Regions from separate parts of the Homo sapiens genome. Here region 2 is linked to region 1. A link is an interaction called in ENCODE POLR2A ChIA-PET data of the cell type or tissue named here. Cell type or tissue: MCF 10A. All regions are shown on one strand. Each heading gives the region's core, and the rest is flanking DNA. Links, peaks and the distances in the headings are about the cores only. Region 1 overlaps THRB (thyroid hormone receptor beta). Region 2 overlaps THRB (thyroid hormone receptor beta).

Evidence for each region. ChIA-PET counts read pairs that join two places held together with the same protein. Peaks named below come from ENCODE experiments on the same cell type or tissue, not always from the same donor. Only the 100,000 strongest peaks of a DNase experiment are listed, where the experiment ranks them.
Region 2: POLR2A ChIA-PET joins it to region 1 with 5 read pairs; 1 of 35 experiments calls an interaction of 5 or more read pairs at or near these places.

Annotation. Positions count from the first base shown.
Region 1 is chr3:24,299,106-24,302,024 of GRCh38, reverse strand. The region is part of intron 2 of THRB (thyroid hormone receptor beta); the gene reads left to right. Among named protein-coding and RNA genes, the nearest start is that of THRB-AS2, 150 kb to the right of the region's middle. In MCF 10A, for the core only: no CTCF peak of the experiment used is centred there; DNase peaks (open chromatin) are centred at 1,534 and 1,984.
Region 2 is chr3:24,241,082-24,244,000 of GRCh38, reverse strand. The region is part of intron 3 of THRB (thyroid hormone receptor beta); the gene reads left to right. Among named protein-coding and RNA genes, the nearest start is that of THRB-AS2, 91 kb to the right of the region's middle. In MCF 10A, for the core only: no CTCF peak of the experiment used is centred there; a DNase peak (open chromatin) is centred at 1,500.

The sequences.
Region 1 (2,919 bases), core at 100-2,599:
AAGAAGTCTGATACAGGCTTCACAAGGGCTTAGGTTTCAGCCTGGAGCCTCTGAGGGAGAATCAACTTTCTTGCCATTCTCAGAGGTCAGCCATACTCCTTGGCTTCCTTCCTCCATCTTCAAAGTCAACAATGTTGCATCTCTCCAACCCTTCTTCCATAGTGACATCTGCCGCTCAAGGATTCAGGTGACTAGATTGGGCCTACCTGGATAATCCAGAATAATATCCCCATCTCAAAATCTGTACCCTTAATCACATCTGCAAAGTCCCTTTTGCCATGTAAGATAGCATTTTTACAGGATTCGGCAATAAAGTCATGGACTTTTTGGGGAACCATCTTTGTGCCTACCACAAACATTTTAGAGAAAATTTGGGAGAATAATTTTATACCCCAAGTGTCAGGGAAATGTTTATAATCAATACAGAGCTAATTAATAAGGGATAGATAAAAAGATAAGCATACTGTACCATGTAATTTTTTAATTGCATGACCAAACATATCATAAACAAACTAAAAAATACAGGCTAGATAGGTGTCTTACAACATGTGGCAAAGTGTTAATGTCTGCTTTGCCACAGCATTCATAAGAATCAGTAGGGAAAATGGGGAAAAGATATAAGTAGTTAACTCACAGAAAAGCACATTCAAATGATCATTAAAACCACATGAAAATACGCTCAACCTCAGAAGTTTTCAGACAAACACAAAAGTTTATGGTAACAATGAGTATATTTAGTTTCCTAGGGCTGCAGTAACAAATTACATGAGCTTGGTGGTTTAAAACAACAGGAATATATGCTCACAGTTCTGGGGAGAAGAAGTTTGAAATCAAGGTGTTGACAGGGCCACACTCCCTCTGAAGGCTCTAGGAGTGAATCCCTCCCTATCTCTTCCAGAGTCTGGTGGCTCCTGGTGTTCCTTGATTTATGAATGTGTAATTCCAGTCTCTGCCTCCATCTTTACCTGGCCCTCACCGCTTCTCCCTGTGTCTCCCCTCTGTGTGTCTCTTATAAGGACACTTGTCATTCAATTTAGGGCCAGCCAGATAAGCCAGGATAATTTCATGTAGAGATCCTTAATTATATCTGCAAAGACTCCCTTTCCAAATTAGGTCATATTCATAGTTTTGGGGGATTACCACATGGACATATGTTTTGGGGGTCCACCATTCAGTCACTACAATGAGATACCCCTCCCATCAAATTAGTAAAATTTTAACTTTTTTCATTGACATATACAAGCTTGTAATATATTCCAAATACAAATCTACCAAATATATGTATTACAGATTTAAAAAATAATTAGCAAATATTTCAAAGGAGCGATAATATCCACCACTGCAGTTAGATGAAGAGATGGGGGGAGTCTAATACATTCCTGTGGTCTTTGAACTTTTGAAAAGCAATCTGGCAAACTCTATTAATAAAAAACACAGGGAGATATCATATATGACCCAGCTTTTGGAAGCTAGCCCATAAAAATAAAAGCATTGATATGCAAGATTCTGTGTACAGGAATTTTATTGCATCATTGTTGTAGGGAGGGAAAGAAGAATCTGGAAACCAAGCGAATGCCCAGAAATTGGGGAATAGTTGGGAAATAAATGTGGTGCACGTGTATCATGGATATTATATACTGTATGCATAGAGATTCGAGAACTACATGGATGGATGAGTATTAGGTTTTATCATGGCCAGAGTGGTTGGTAGATCATGCAAGAATCCATGTTTGAGGGTTTAAGTGAAAAAAATTCCTTTCTTTTGAGTCGCAACACCTGGAATAGTGTATCAACTTTGTCCTTAATTCCTGGTGTAACTGAGCAAAGTCACGTGTAACCAGCCACCCTGGGTCTCTGGTTGCTCAGCCTCAGGTGAGGAGGTGGCACTGCCTGTGAGTATATGCTAAATTCCAGGAGTAGCAAAGTGTTCTGCCCTCCCTCAGGCATAGGGAAAATATTGTTTTGTGTTGGCTGGACAGATCTAGAGATGTAATCGGTGGCTTTTGAAGAGTCATTGCTGAGTAAGTGAGAAAAATTTTATGCCATTTAGTCTAGGAATTGAGAGTCAGTGTTGGGATGTGCAACTCAAAGCTGTCCTGCTCCTCTTTCCTGTAATTCCCCTGGAGTATTTTCAGCAATAGGAACACACTGAAAAAGTACACTGCTTCCTCCTCCAGAGAAAACCACATGCATTTAAAGGTATAAACTCTGGTATGTTTGCTAAAAAAAAAAAAATAAATAAATAAATAAATAAAAAAGCATACTTCCCCAGAAGCCTCAAGGCTTCCTGGAATTTCTGTTAAGAATTCAGATGTACTGATGATAAATTTCTAAATACCACAATTTCAGCCAATTCTGTTAACAAATAGGAAAAAAAAAGAAAGTTTTTATGACCACAGAAACTGTTTTAAAAAATTGTGGGGGAAATGCAGTTACACTTGGTAATCTGTGAAAAACAGAGATCAGATAGAGTTCTTGATCTTTTCAAATTTTTTGCATATTGTATAGGATACAGCATCGGGTCTGTACCAACTACAGGACACTTACAAATAAGTTATTCACATTAAATTTCTTGAAAAGCATCCAAAGATCAAGTTACTCATTCTCCTTCCCCCAGGCAAGGCTGGAGAACTACACAGCCCAGGCTCTTTAAGGTCTTTCTTATTTTTAAAGAACTCTTAGTTATAATGCATGATTCTTAGTTTCCTCTACATTTTTATTTTATTCTACAGTGAACCTGAATTACTTTTCTTTTTTTTTTTTTTTTTTTTTTTTATGAGACTGAGTCTCACTCGGTCGCCCAGGCTGGAGTGCAGTGGCACTATCTCGGCTCACTGCAAGATCAGCCTCCCGGGTTCACGCCATTCTCCTGCCTCAGCCTCCCGAGTAGCTGGGACTACAGGCGCCCGCCACCACGCC
Region 2 (2,919 bases), core at 91-2,590, 58 kb after region 1:
GCAACTCCTCATAATTAGAATTTAATAAGTGTTTCCTCAAAATCTGTCATTTTTGAGAAAATTTATTTCCTTTTGTGTCACTGGGCCTCCCTTCCTCCATTCAGCACCTGTCCCTAGCACCCCCAACAAGGGTGTTCTCCATTTAACGAGTATTTACTAAGGGCCTGCTATGAACTACACACTGTGTTAGCACTTGGGGTCATCAGTGAACAGAATGAAAAAGATCCCTGTCCCCGTAAAGCTGACTTCCTAGCAGAGGGAGAAAAAACAGTCAACAACAGCAGCAGCAAAGCACAGAAGTAAAATGTACAGCATGTTAAAAGACACTAAGTACTATGGCAAAGAGAGACAGGAGAGGAAGATAAGGGGTATTGGGAAGCGCCGTGCCCAGGGAAGGGGCAGGTGACAGCACTGGGATGTTCAAATAGGCATCCCGAGAACTTCAGGTGTTCAACCCTTAATGGAGGTGAGGGAGGGACCCAAGCAGGTGTTGGAGGCATGAGCATTTCAGGCAAGGAAAAATCCTGACGCAAAAGGCCCTCTTGTAGGGGGCACATATGACACGTTCGAGGAAGAGGAAGGAGTTGGTGAAGCTGAAACTGGGAGAGGAGAGACAGAGAGGCAGATGGGGCAGATCCTTGTGGGAGCCACAGTGGGATTTTGAGCAGAGGGGTGACAGGAGCGGAATCGTATCCTACCTGTTGGAATGCCATTTTAAACAGAGATGAGAAGGGGCAAGGGCAGATGCAGGAGACCCCTGGATACTACTTCAGAGGCTACTTTAGGGCCTCTAAACCTAAGTGGCTCTCAATCTTGGCTGGGCATCAGAATCACCCACGCTGCTTTACAAACTGAGGCCTGAGCTACAGACACTAATTGGCCTGGAGTGCACCTGGGCACTGGGATTTTTTTTTTTTTTTTTTTTTTTTTTTCAAAGGTGCGCAGGTGATTTTGATGTGAAAGCCAGGTTGACCATGAGAGCTTTCAGAGCACTAAGTAGTCCCCCTGATTTGACTTTGCAGCTAGGAAACAAAACCCCACAGATGACCCCTCTTGCTCATTGGCAAAGCTGTGCTGAGAGGCAGCCAAAAATCTTGCTGCTATAGCAGTGGCAGGACTGGTGCTGCAGACAGTGTGCAAACTGGGATGGGGCTGGCTGGAGCCCACCTGGATCATCAGACCTTGAGGTCAATCTCATTCTTTGGCTGGATGCAAACACGAGCCTCTGAATGTGAGAGCAAGGCTTTCTCTCTGCACCTAAGAAAGGGCTTATTGTAATATATTAGGGCAGAAGAGAAGGATAAGGCTAGAACCTCAAGAAGAAGGTATGTGATTCACTCAACAAACAGTGTTTAAGAATAATAGTGACAGTGTGCCAGGCATTGTGCAAGGAGCAGCTGAGAAAAAAATAAGGTTTAACTGTCCTTGCCCAAGCCAAATGGCTCAAAGTGAGCACCGTCTAATATTTCAAAATGTGTTATTTGTGGGAAGGCTTTAAATAAGCCAGAGGGGAGGGGGGATTCTTCAGTTGCATATCTGAGCTGCTGGCATTTCTAATTCAGAGGGATGAATAGAACATTATTGTGTTGCATCGGTACAAGTACAGCAGGAAAAAAAAAATGCTTGGAGCCGTGAGCCGAACATGAATCAGCAATCTGGTTCTATTGTTCGGAAAATAATCACCATGCTGGGAGCATGGAATTTAAGAATCATGCAGAAATGCCCTTCCCCCTCCCAGCAGGAAACAGACATTGGCTAAAACATGCCATCTTGTTTTTGGCTTCCTGAGCTGAAAAGAATGTAAAAAACTTGGAGAGGATTTAGGGAAAGCTGATTTGTAAATATGGAAAATACAACCCATAAGAAATGGGAGATAATTTAGACCCAGTGTTGGCAACCTCTCAGAGGTGGCACGCCAAGGGAGTGTTTATTCACTCTTGTGAGCAGGCAGTACAGCTGCCCTAGCTTCAAGAAATAACTCATGTTTTTTGAGTTCCTACTATGCACTGATCAGTGTGCTAACTTGTGGGGGGAGGAAGGAGAGTGGTCCCTACCTTTTGAAGACCTTCTAATTTGTGGCGATGGGCAGGGGAGTGCACCAATACTATAAAGCAGTAGTTCTCACACTCAAGTGTGCATCAGAAACATAGGACCCGAACCCCACCTTCAGAGTTTATAACTCATTAGGTCTGGGATAGAGGCGGTGCATCTGCATTGCCATCTTGTTCCCAAGTGATCTGATTCTGCTGCCTGCATACTTTGAGAACCCCGCTCTAAGAAAATAAGTACAAGGGGCAGGCAAGGAGGGTTCAATACAGAAGTCCACTAGAAAGGTGCACTTGGTTTGTTGGTGCAATAGCAGGTACCCCTTTTTGGATCTGTTCTCTAGCACCTAGCTAATGAGTGTTAATTGGCAACGTGCTTTGGATAGATCACACTGGCCATGACTGCCACCATCCAAGGAAGGGTGACAAGAGGCACAAGAATAGATTTCTCTGTAGGCCTGAGGAAGTTGAGCAGGACATAATACAGTAAGACATACACATGTGGCCTCGCAGTGGCAGAGCAAATGGCTGTAGGGTTAAGAGGACAGTAGGGTGACCTGTCTCCACGCTCAAACTCAAGCACTTCTCCCATGAGCAGAAGGTCTCAGTGGAATCACCTGAGTGGCTTTTCTAAGTACGCATTATTGGGCCCAGGCCTGGAGACGGTGAGCAAAGCTCCTCAGATGATTCTGCCGTGAAAACCCCTCCTTGAGAACTGAGAATGCTTTTTCTGCATCCTGTGTGGTTGTGCCCCATACTTACAAGTAAGCAGAGTGCAAAGCCAATCTTTTGGAAAATACAAAATCAAAGTGCCCAATGGGTACACTCCCCTTCCCATTGTGTCTCATTGCCGTTTTGTTGCCACAGGAGTTGA